Regions from separate parts of the Homo sapiens genome. Here region 2 is linked to region 1. The links are chromatin loops, found by intact Hi-C in ENCODE. Cell type or tissue: MCF 10A. All regions are shown on one strand. Links, peaks and the distances in the headings refer to the core of each region. The heading gives the core; the rest is flanking DNA. Region 1 has its middle 140 kb from the start of LINC01654. Region 2 holds the start of LOC105376812 (a long non-coding RNA gene).

What was found. A loop is a pair of places that touch in the nucleus more often than their neighbours do. Peaks named below come from ENCODE experiments on the same cell type or tissue, not always from the same donor. Only the 100,000 strongest peaks of a DNase experiment are listed, where the experiment ranks them.
Region 2: it touches region 1 in a loop (19-fold over the local background); 2 of 110 quality-filtered maps call a loop at or near these places.

Annotation. Positions count from the first base shown.
Region 1 is chr1:17,920,892-17,926,264 of GRCh38, forward strand. No RefSeq gene overlaps it. Among named protein-coding and RNA genes, the nearest start is that of LINC01654, 140 kb to the right of the region's middle. In MCF 10A, for the core only: a CTCF peak has its summit at 2,185 (motif pointing right); no DNase peak of the experiment used is centred there.
Region 2 is chr1:18,039,439-18,044,811 of GRCh38, forward strand. LOC105376812 (a long non-coding RNA gene) reads left to right here and starts at 4,316. Exons shown (of 3, transcript XR_947008.3): 1 at 4,316-5,117. In MCF 10A, for the core only: no CTCF peak of the experiment used is centred there; no DNase peak of the experiment used is centred there.

The DNA.
Region 1 (5,373 bases), core at 127-5,126:
TCCTCGGTTTCCCCATTGGGAAACAGAAGGATTGGACTAGGATGCTCTCTAAGGATCCTCCAGCTCTAAGAGTCTATGAATAGACTTTCCCTGAGATGAGAGCTTTTTAAAAACTGTTTGCAGGAACCCACATATGCACAAACCCAGCCTTATGTACAAATGGAGTAGGCGGCAGCCTGTATGGTGTGAATGATGGCTGCTGGGAAGGGCCCCTGCCCGAAATATTTCCATCGCTCATCCACTGCCAATGTGCTTGGAGTCTGCCATTCCAGAGCCATGCCTTCACCAAGTTCCTATTTCAAAATGCAAGCACCTCAAGGCGGCCTAAGAGATTATGTCCTTTATTTCTGGGGGAAGGGAACTTTTATTTTGATGGATGCCAAAACTGGTTTGCATTTCCTGAGTTTAAAGTAATTCTCTTGCAGGTGAGAGTAGCCTGCTCAGTGCCAACTGGGAGAGCAGAACCTTCCTTCCATTCAGTAGTTGGGAGGGAACTGGGGAGGCTGCTGGAGGATGCCTGCTGCTTTATGGAGCATCCTCGGCTTTGGCTCCAGGTAGACGTGGGCTTGAATCCTGGCAGCCGGGTGACCTTTTGGGATACACTCTGACTTCCTCCTTCCTGGAGCCAAGTCTCTCATTTCCCTGGGACTTAGCACACACAGGCTGCTGGAATGGCTTCTTCCGGAAGAGGAGGGATCCAGCCCCACTGAGTGGGTATGTTTCCCAGGAGAGGCCTGGAGGCTGATGCCTGGGAAATGCCAACACCTCTCCCCTGGCTCCTCTTGGCAAGCCCATCTCTGCACCCCTCCCTGTCTTTCCAGCAGCCCATTGGAGGCTGATGGACAGGAAGGTGTCATTTCCTCCTCCCACCCAACATCACCACCACTTCCCTCACCCTGTCCCCTCCTGGCTCCGAGTAGCGGTGAAACTCTTCCCGATGAGGGGTACCTGCACCATCCAGACCCTCTCTAAATGGAGGGCAGCCATGCTTACTGGGGCAGGTAAGATGATGTGGGAGGTGCCTGGCACATGATGGGTGCTTGATGCATGTTGGTGACACCCCACCCCTTTCTGTTCTCCTTGCATTTATGAGGTCAAGTTAAACATGGGGGGCACAACCACATGGTGAGCTTGTGGCTGAGCTATGGCCACACACACTCTTCTCTCTCATAACCCATTGGTCCATTCAGCCCTAGAGATCTTGACAGAGGGCAACTGTCACAGAGCCACAAAATAGCAGTAAGGGACATTGCCTGGCACAAAGTAGGTGCTCGAATGATTGTGCTATACTCAGGATAACATCTAGGGTCCTTCCTGGGCTCCTCTAGCCTCTGTAGGGTCTATCTGGCCCCTCTCCAGCTCTTTGACTTTGTGTCTTGCTACTTCCCTGCTTGCTGATTCCACCTTAGCTGCATGAACCTTCTCTAACTTCCTGGAACATACCAGGACCTTGCAGCCCTCCCTCTGGAATGGTCTCCCCCAGTATCTGCATGGCTTATTCCCTTGCTTCCTTCAAATCTCTTTACATGTCACCTCGGTGAAGAAGACTTCCCTGACCACCCTAACTAAACTAGCACCCCCGTCACTCCCTATTCTTTAAAGCATTTGTCTCCCTTACCTTATATATTTCTTTGTTTGTTTGCTTATTGTGAGAATCTAGCATCATACCTGATAATTTTTTTTTTTTTTGATATGGTGTCTCGCTCTGTCGCCCAGGCTGGAGTGCAGTGGCGCGATCTCAGCTCACTGCAAGCTCCGCCTCCCGGGTTCACGCCATTCTCCTGCCTCAGCCTCCTGAGTAGCTGGGACTACAGGTGCCCACAACCACGCCAGGCCACTTTTTTTGTATTTTTAGTAGAGACAGGGTTTCACCGTGTTAGCCAGGATGGTCTCGATCTCCTGACCTTGTGATCTGCCCGCCTCAGCCTCCCAAAGTTCTGGGATCACAGGCATGAGCCACCGCGCCTGGCCCATACCTGATAATTTCTACAACACATTTTTGTTTGCTGCTGTATCCCCAGCACTGAGAACAGTACCTGGCACATAGGAGGTGCTCAGTAAAGATCTGTGGACTGAATGAATGGATGGATGAATGATCCATGTGGGCAAGACCAGTGTTTCTAACACAAGTTCTCCAGATCTCTAGAGGGCGCCAGAGGCCATCCCAGGGGTTCTGCAGCTGCTCGAAAAGGGGACCAAGAATTTACCTAGGATTAAATCCATATTGGCTATTGCTTAATAAATGAAGTTTGTTCTATAACCATCCATTCAGAAAACATTTATTGAGCACCTACTATATGCCAGGCACAATGCCAAGCATCAGCATTACGACGCTGAGAGAAACAAGCACATTTATGCCATTTTGGAGCTGGCAATGTCATTGGGGAGCTCATGATATTCAGAGTGGGGTCCCAGGGCGGCTGCACCAACAGAATTTCTGACTCCATCTCCAGATGGTCCTGACAGTTTTCGTCTGCATTTGGAGCAAATCTGCCTCCTTGAGAACATTTCCTTCTTCACCCCAGCCTTGGCCTTCCATCTTATAAATGAGACATTTGTACAGGAAGATCCTTAAGAACCTCTCTGGCTCCCACGTTTCCTGGCTCCCGGGGAAGAACTCAGGAAGACAGAGGCATTGGGTGCTTCTGATCTCAGGAGAGCCTGAGATATGGAGGGGCAGCTTAGCACTGGGGTCCAGATGAGGACACTCTGAGTGCCAGGCTTGGAGGATAGCTCCTCCCTGATGCCCGCTGTGCAGGGAGATGGTTCTTTTCCTTTATCAGCATCCTGGCACAGCATGCAAGGAGCTGCCTTCCCTTGAGTGGCAAAAGCCAGGCTGAGTGCCAACTTATTAGGAATAGCTTCACCACTACCCAGAGCCAGGAGGGGCCAGAGTGGAGGATGTGGTGGTGATGTTGGGTAGGGAAGAGAGGGCGAGAGCTTCCCATTCATCAGCCATCAGCCTCTGACAGGCTGCTGAAAGGGAAGGGAGGGGTGCAGAGATGGGCTTGCCAGGAGGAGCCAGGGAGAGGCGGTGGCATTTTCCAGGCACCAGCCTCCAGGTCTCTCCTGAGAACACACCCACCCAGTGAAGCTGTTGCTGGCTGGATCCCGCTACCCCTGGAAGAAGACATTGCAACAGCCTGTGCGTGCTGAGTCCTGAAGTGAGGGATTTGGCTTGCGAGGGAAGAAGTCAGAGCAGAGCTGGAAAGGAAGACTTTTATGGGGAGAGTGGGGAGGACTGTCTCTATAGAGCCCCACCAAAAAAAAAGCAGGAAGTGTTTAAGTCAGATACTAGGAAGAACATCTCGGCAGGACCAGTTGTCATTTTATTATCAAAGAGGACTGTGGATACCTGTGTAGAGGTTGTTGTGTCTGATTTCTGAATCATCCATATGAGCTCTGATTCATTCATTTGTTCATTCATCCATCCATCTATCCATCCATCCATCCATCCATCCATCCATCCATCCATCCATTCATCCATCCAACCTTCCATCATACATCCATCTTACTGTGTGCCAGTGCTGAGCCCTGGGCAAGGGAGATAAATAAGACAAAGTCCCTGCCCTCCAGGAGTCTGTGAGTGGGACAAGGCACATGCCTAGCTAACTAAAACACACAGCCAAAGTGGGTGGTGGCATCTTAGAAGGACCAACAGGAGATTAGAAGAGAGACGACACTTGGGACCAGGTGGTCACAGAAGGCTTCCTGTAGGAGGTGGTATTTCAACTGGGCTTTGCAGTATCTCAGAATACCCAGGAAGACAGGACAATGTAGACACAGACTCAGAGGTGGGAGAGTGCAAGGCCCAGGCAGGAGTGTCAGCCTACCATGTGGCTGAGGCATGTGGTTTCAGCAGGGGTGCTGAGGTCACCTGACCCTGGCCTTGGCAGGAAGGCTGGGTCACCTGAACCATGTCTAGCCTATCAGTAGAGTCCATTCTCCTGGCTACATGATTGGTTCCAGAATGGCATGTGAGCCAAGATGTTCCAATGAGAATCAGCCATGGGATTTTTGCTGGAATCACCCTCATCCCTTATGTCATTTACAGCCAATGGAATTATCTTCTACACAGCCTCTGGTGGAGAGATAGCCAGACCAGGAACTGAAGTTTGGGCTTGAGCTCTGGCTCTGTTCCATGCCCAATATGTAGTCTTGGGCAAACTCTTGCCTCCCTCTGGGTCTTTGTTTCCATGTTTGTAGAAGAAGGAACTCAAGGTAGATGACCTTCGAGGTGCTACTAACTTTTTAACTCTGGAGTTGTACATCTCTTAGTCCCATTTCCTCTCCATCCCGATGCCACCATCTTGTGGGGAGGTGTGTGTTTGGGGAGGAGTTCTGCTGGGTATCTGAGCACACAAACACAAAAACATCCAGCAATTGTTATTATCTGCAATTTCTTGGCTCTTCCTTGCTGTGCTTCTGCTTTCCTCCATTTTAACAAGATTGGGGGGAAATTGACGAGGCTTTGCATATTGAAAGAAGCTGAAAACCCTGCCTGACTCTCACCCTCCCTATCTGACAGCAGCTCAGGGAGGATGGGCTGCCTGTCTGCCACTCAGCAGAGCCCAGCTCCAGCCCACAGCATGGAGGCTCAGGGGCTCTGTCTCCTCCTGGCATCTCCTCTGTCTCTGTTCCCCATAAGACTTGGGAAGTTCATTATTTCCCTGACTGGCTTTTCTGGCGAGACTCAAATTAATTTTCCATCTCTCCTTCTCTCCCAAGCTTCGCAATCATTAAATGCCAGGGAAAGTTAAATAAACAGCTGATTTACAGAAGCATTTCCTTTCTTTCTTTCTTTTTTTAAAAGCAGGAACCTCTATTAATCAGTTGTGCCGAGAGCGGTCTGATTAAGCAGTTCGCGCGCCCTTCAGAGGAGCAAGTGTGGGGTCAGCGGGCCTAGCGACTGGCAAGAGGCTCCTAATCTGGGATAAAAATAGCGCAGGCCCCTGTCCCCTCCGTCTTCTCCCCACAGAGGGGGGAGGGGGGCAGGCCTTTTCTGCATGGAGGGGCAAAACAAGGCACTTGGCTCAGACCTGAGGTCTCTCCACTATCCTGAGCTGAAAGACTTAAAAAAATATTTTCATATTTTCACTCAACTCCGCTGTTACACAGAGACTCAGAGAGGGGAAGGCACCTACCCTGGGTCACACAGCAAGGTCACGGCAATGCTGGGATTAGGATCCTGAATTTCAGTTTGGAACTAAGGGATGAGGAGGCTTCAAGATTTGCATGCCTTGAATAATTTGACAAGAAAAGGCAAGCACGTCACATATACTGGCACTGTCAGGGAGCCATAAAGAGAACATGCACAGAAATGCTTCTGCACACATTCACACACAGAGGCATCCCCAGGTGTGTGTGCACACA
Region 2 (5,373 bases), core at 84-5,083, 120 kb after region 1:
CTATTTCTAGTTCTTAGCAAAGTGCTTGGTACATAATAGATACTTGACACATATTTGTTGAATGACCAGACATAAGAATCCATGATTTTTGTGTGTGCGTGTGAGAGAGAGAGAGACTAAGAGAGACAGAAAGAGAGAGAAATAGGGAGACAGAGAGCATATGTGTGTTCCTCAGCCTGAATGCCGCCCCTGCTGCCTTGGGAGGTTTGGACAAGCCCAGGCTGGAATACACTTGAAGGAGGGGCAGGACTTGGAGAAAGCAGAGAAGGGGGCTGGTAGGAAAGATGGAGGGACAGGATGGATAGATATAGTTATAACAATAATTCAAGAGGCAATATCATGTTTAATGCAAATTCCAGAAAATAAAATAAAATTAATAAAATACTGAATAAAATACCAAAAAAAAAAAAAAACACAAAACAAAACTATATACTTTTTTTTTTTTGAGACAGAGTCTTGCTTTGTCTTTTTTTGAGACAGTCTTGCTCCCAGGCTGGAGAGCGGTGGCATGGTCTTGGCTCATTGCAATCTCTGGCTCCCGGGTTCAAGCGATTCTCATGCTTCAGCCACCCAAGTAGCTGGGATTATAGGTGTACACCACCATGCCCAGCTAATTTTTGTATTTTTAGTAGAGATGGGTTTTCACCATGTTGGCTAGGCTGGTCTCGAACTCCTGGCCTCAAGAGATTCCATCTGCCTTGGCCTCCCAAAGTGCTGGGATTATAGGCGTGAGCCACCTCTCCCAGCCAAAAAACATTAACTCTCTAATTCCCCTTTCTCTGTCTTCTTTTTCCTTTCTAGTTAGAATTGTCAGATAAACACACAAACAGGATGCCCAATTAGGTTTGAATTTCAGATTAAATGGTAAATAATTTTATAAGCATGTTCCAAGTATTGCATGCACAAATATCACATGCTACATAACATGTACTAAAAAATTATTCATCCTGTACATTTATTTGCCCAATCTGGCAACCTTATCCAGTCGTTCTAGTAAAAGTTCCTACATTCTACTTTTTAAAAATGCCACATAAGTGCTCAAAGACCTTTGATCCTTTGATGGTTGTTCATTGTCTATGGGATTAATAATATTCCTTTAACCAGGCCTCTGGCCTCTGAGCCACAGGTCCCCTCTCTCCAGCTCCAGTCCACGTGGAAGCCTGGCCACTGATCGATGCAGTGCCCCCTCCACTCATGCCTGGCCTGGTCCTGCAAATACCTGTAAGCAGCTGTGGGTAGGGGCAGGTAGCTTTGGTCCATGTTTGGCTTCTAAATCACATTACCTTCATCCCCCACAAAAAGGTAAGTATCAGCTGGCCATGGAGCTCCTGCTGTCTTTTGCACAGAATCAAACCTCACACCTAAAAGAGAGAGGCCAAGCAGATTTTTCTTTACCTCTTCAGGACACCAAAAAGGTAATTCCCTTTTCCCTGGTCATGGAGGAGCTCAGAAAGAGCCTTATCAGAGATAAAGCCTTTGCAGTGGGTCGTCAACCGTCACTCACAGCCACTGCAGGCCCCAGCATCGGGTGATGGTGGAGCCCTGCTTGGTTTTTGTCGTGCTCTTTCAGCATTCCCACATTCCTCAGCCTGAACATCTCCCCTGCTGCCTTTGGAGGTTTGAACAACTCCACACTGGAATACACTTGAAGGAGGGGCAGGACTTGGAGAAGGCAGAGAAGGGAGCTGGTAGGAAAGTTGGAGGGGCGGGTGCTTGGAGCTCCCATTGTATCCTGGGAACCGTCTCTTGAGCCTGGGTCACCTCATCTAGAAAAACAGGAACCACAAGGTCTGCCTGCCCCTCAGGATAATGGTGAGGGTGCAGTGAGATGGTGCGTGGTAAGCCTCCCCCTGTACAGTCTGTCCTCGTCGTGGTAAGCCTCCCCCTGTACAGTCTGTCCTCGTAAAGTTTCACTTCCTTTTCCTAGTGTACAGCCTGCAGTGGGGCATCTAGCCTCCTAGGGTTGGTTCTAGCCAAGTTGGTATTGAGTTGAATGGTCTTCTGCCACTGAGCTGAGCCAAAGACCCCAAGCCTGGTGTCTAAAACCCCTCACTAAGAGCCCATCTTGGAGATAAGTCAGGGACTGATGCCTCTGATTAGGCCGTCCCTCCCTGTCTTGGGGAATCAAGGTGACACGAGGAAACCCTCATTCAGCTTGCATTCTCCAAAAATAGCCTATCACTCACCAAACTCTTCCCAGCTGTCATCCCAGTAAATTCCCCCAACAACCCTGAGGTTGGGCTCCGTTACCAGTCACGTTTTAAACAGCTAGTCACCAGGGCTCTTGGCTGTTGGATTTCACGGCCTGTGATCTTAACCCAGAGCCCTTAAGAAATTGGAGGTGAATTTTGGCTCCAAGGGCAGTCCCTGCTGCAAGCTTGGAATTTCCATCCTTCCCTGCCTTTCATCTGGGAATAGAGAGGGGCCTGGACACCGCCACCTCCTGGTGCACTGAATGTACCCAGGCTTGCTTCAAAACCAGCCACCTGGCTCCCACTCTCAGCAGTAAGTCCCCCCTCCCTCACAACCACAATCTTTTTCCTGGGTGTTTTTTTTGTTTTTTCTTTCTGTGGCTCTGGCCTTCTCTCCCTGAAAATACAGTTTGCTGATATTAAAAACACACACACACAATCACAAACACATTTTATATAGTCTTTGAAGTCTACTGGCCTCAGGCTCCTGGACTGATAAGTATGCAGATAGAGCGCAGACCAGAGCTGGGAAGACAGTACCCTGTGCAGGCGGAGGCAGGGGCCCCCGCGGGGGTGGGAAGGGACAGAGACGCCAATGGGTCCCAGAGGCAGGGCGTCCCACCCTGTTCATCTAAGCCTGAAGGAGAAAATCGGATCAGGTTGGGGAAGGGGGGATGAAGCCCGTCAGGGCTGCTGCTCCTGGGCTCTCCAAAATGAGGTCTGCTCTCAGAGGCTGGGCCATCAGGGGTTCCCTCTTTTTTTTTTTTTTTTTTTTTTTTTAGACAGAGTCTCGCTCTGTCGCCCAGGCTGGAGTGCAATGGCGTGATCTCGGCTCACTGCAACCTTTGCCTCCCGGGTTCACGCCATTCTCCTGCCTCAGCCTCCTGAGTAGCTGGGACTACAGGCGCCCGCCACCAAGCCCTGCTAATTTTTTTTTTATATTTTTAGTAGAAACTGCGTTCACCATGTTACCCAGGATGGTCTTGATCTCCTGACCTAGTGATCCATCTGCCTCGGCCTCCCAAAGTGCTGGGATTACAGGCGTGAGCCACCGCGCCTGGCCCATCAGGGATTCCCTCTCAAAACAGGGAGGGGAAAAGGATGTTTCATGTGCCCCAAGGCCTCAGAGGGCATCTTCGTGCCCAGGAAAAAGATTAAGATGGGGAATTGTTGAGGTTCTGGGGTCAGTGTAGTTCTAGAAAAGAGGCACGTTTATAAATTGTGGCAGGCAGGGTAAAGAGGAGGGTACAGAACAGTAACCTCTGTCAGCCCCTTCAAAGCTGCTACAAAGCTGCCTGGATAAGGACACCGCCCACCAGATACTCAGCAGAATCACTGGGGCAGTGATGCCCTCCTGGCACAGCAGCAGACGCCCAGCTCTTTGTAAACCCAGGGAAGGAAGGTGCCACCTTAAGGGAACTCCCAGGTTGATGAGCACAGGGCTGCAGGGAGAACCCAGACATTAGGACCTGATGGCCTGATGAGGTGGTGGAGGACAGAGCCCATGACCTCCTAGGTACTGAGAGCTCCCAGGCTGAGGAGAAAGCTCCAGCTCTTGTTTCACAGGGAAGTCCCCAGTGAAATAGGGGAAGGAGGACCTACATAAGCACAGGAAGCTCCGACGCAGAAGTCCTCTTCACTCTCAATTCTGCAGTCACCAAACCTGGCACCTCTTACCCATCCCCAGACTTGTGCCAAGGGGTCTCGCAGAGGAGCCTTCCCTACTTTCAATGCTTACTGTGTTGCTTTCAAAGCTTGGTCCCCGCATCTAGTCTGAATTCTCTGACTGCCTTGGGTCCCTCAGAAAGAGACATCTGACCCCACTTCACTTCCACTTAACCTGCACTGTCCCATCCATCCCCATCACCCCTCTCCCCAATTCCACCCCACCCATCTGTACCACCCATCCCTGCAGCTTCTCAGCTCCCTAGTGTCCTCACCTTTGTACATGGCTTCCAGCAATGGAACCCCTGTTTGTGAGCTCATCACTTGTCGAGGGCTGGGCTCCTGATCTCATCAGCTTCATCTCTCAGCTCCTAACACAGTGCCCAGCCACTATGTTTATCTCACATTAGCTACATGGCCCATGTATGTTATCTCATCAATACATAGGAGACCAAGGCTCTGAGAAGCCTGACAACTCGCTCCCCCATCACCCGGGGAATTCTTGTCATCCCTTACGTCACAGCCTAAATGTCCCTTCCTTGGGGAAACTCTCTCTGACATCCCCCACCGCACCCCATCCTCCCCACTCCAATGCAGCATCTTGTGCATCTCTGTAGCACTAATCACAGTGGCATTTAATGAGTTGTTTCTGCAATGGTTTGCTCTCTCCCCACTCATGCATATGCTCCTCAAGGGATGGCAACATGTCTCTATTGTTTACCACCCTGTCCTGAATGCAGGGGCCCTGACTCAGAGAAGACTCCGGGTAATTATTTACCATTTGAAGAATGAATGGCTTCCTAAGTTTGTGCACCTAGAGCTCTCTGGCCTTCAGCTGCTTCATCTGTAAGTAGGCGGAGCCTTAGGTCCCCAGGACTAGCTCACTCTTAAGATGACTTCTCATTCTTAGGTCCTAGAAAATGCTTTTTAAAATTCCATCTTCCTTTCCCAAATGGAAACAACAATGTCATACCAATCAGGTTGGAAAAAAAATGAGAAATTTGGATAATGCCATGTGCTGAGTACCAGTGTCCTCGAAGAAACCTGTCAGTATTCAGGGAAATGAAGTACTGCACGCCTTCTGACCCCACCATCCCACTCCTGGGGAGACTCCGGGGAAACACTCACGTGGTCCCAGTGGGTCACCCACATGGTGGGGCATCGGAGGCAATCTAGTGTCCACCCCTGGAACAGCGGACATCTCTAGAGAAACTCTGCAGCAGTCAGAAACATCGAATGAGATAATGCACAGCAACTCAGGTAGATCTTAAAAACATGGTGTTAAGTGAAAAAATTAAGCAACAGAATGAGATCTATAGCCCAATACAATTTATGTAAATTAAAACACATTCGCACAATAAACAACACCATATATTTTATAGGCACCATCCGTATCTGAGGACATATATTAGAGATTTTAGAGTGGAGCTACAGAGGGGGCAGTCAGGAGGGGCCAGGCAATAGCATCAGGGAGAAGGAGAAAAATCGAACAAAGCAAAACAAGAGTGAGGCTGTG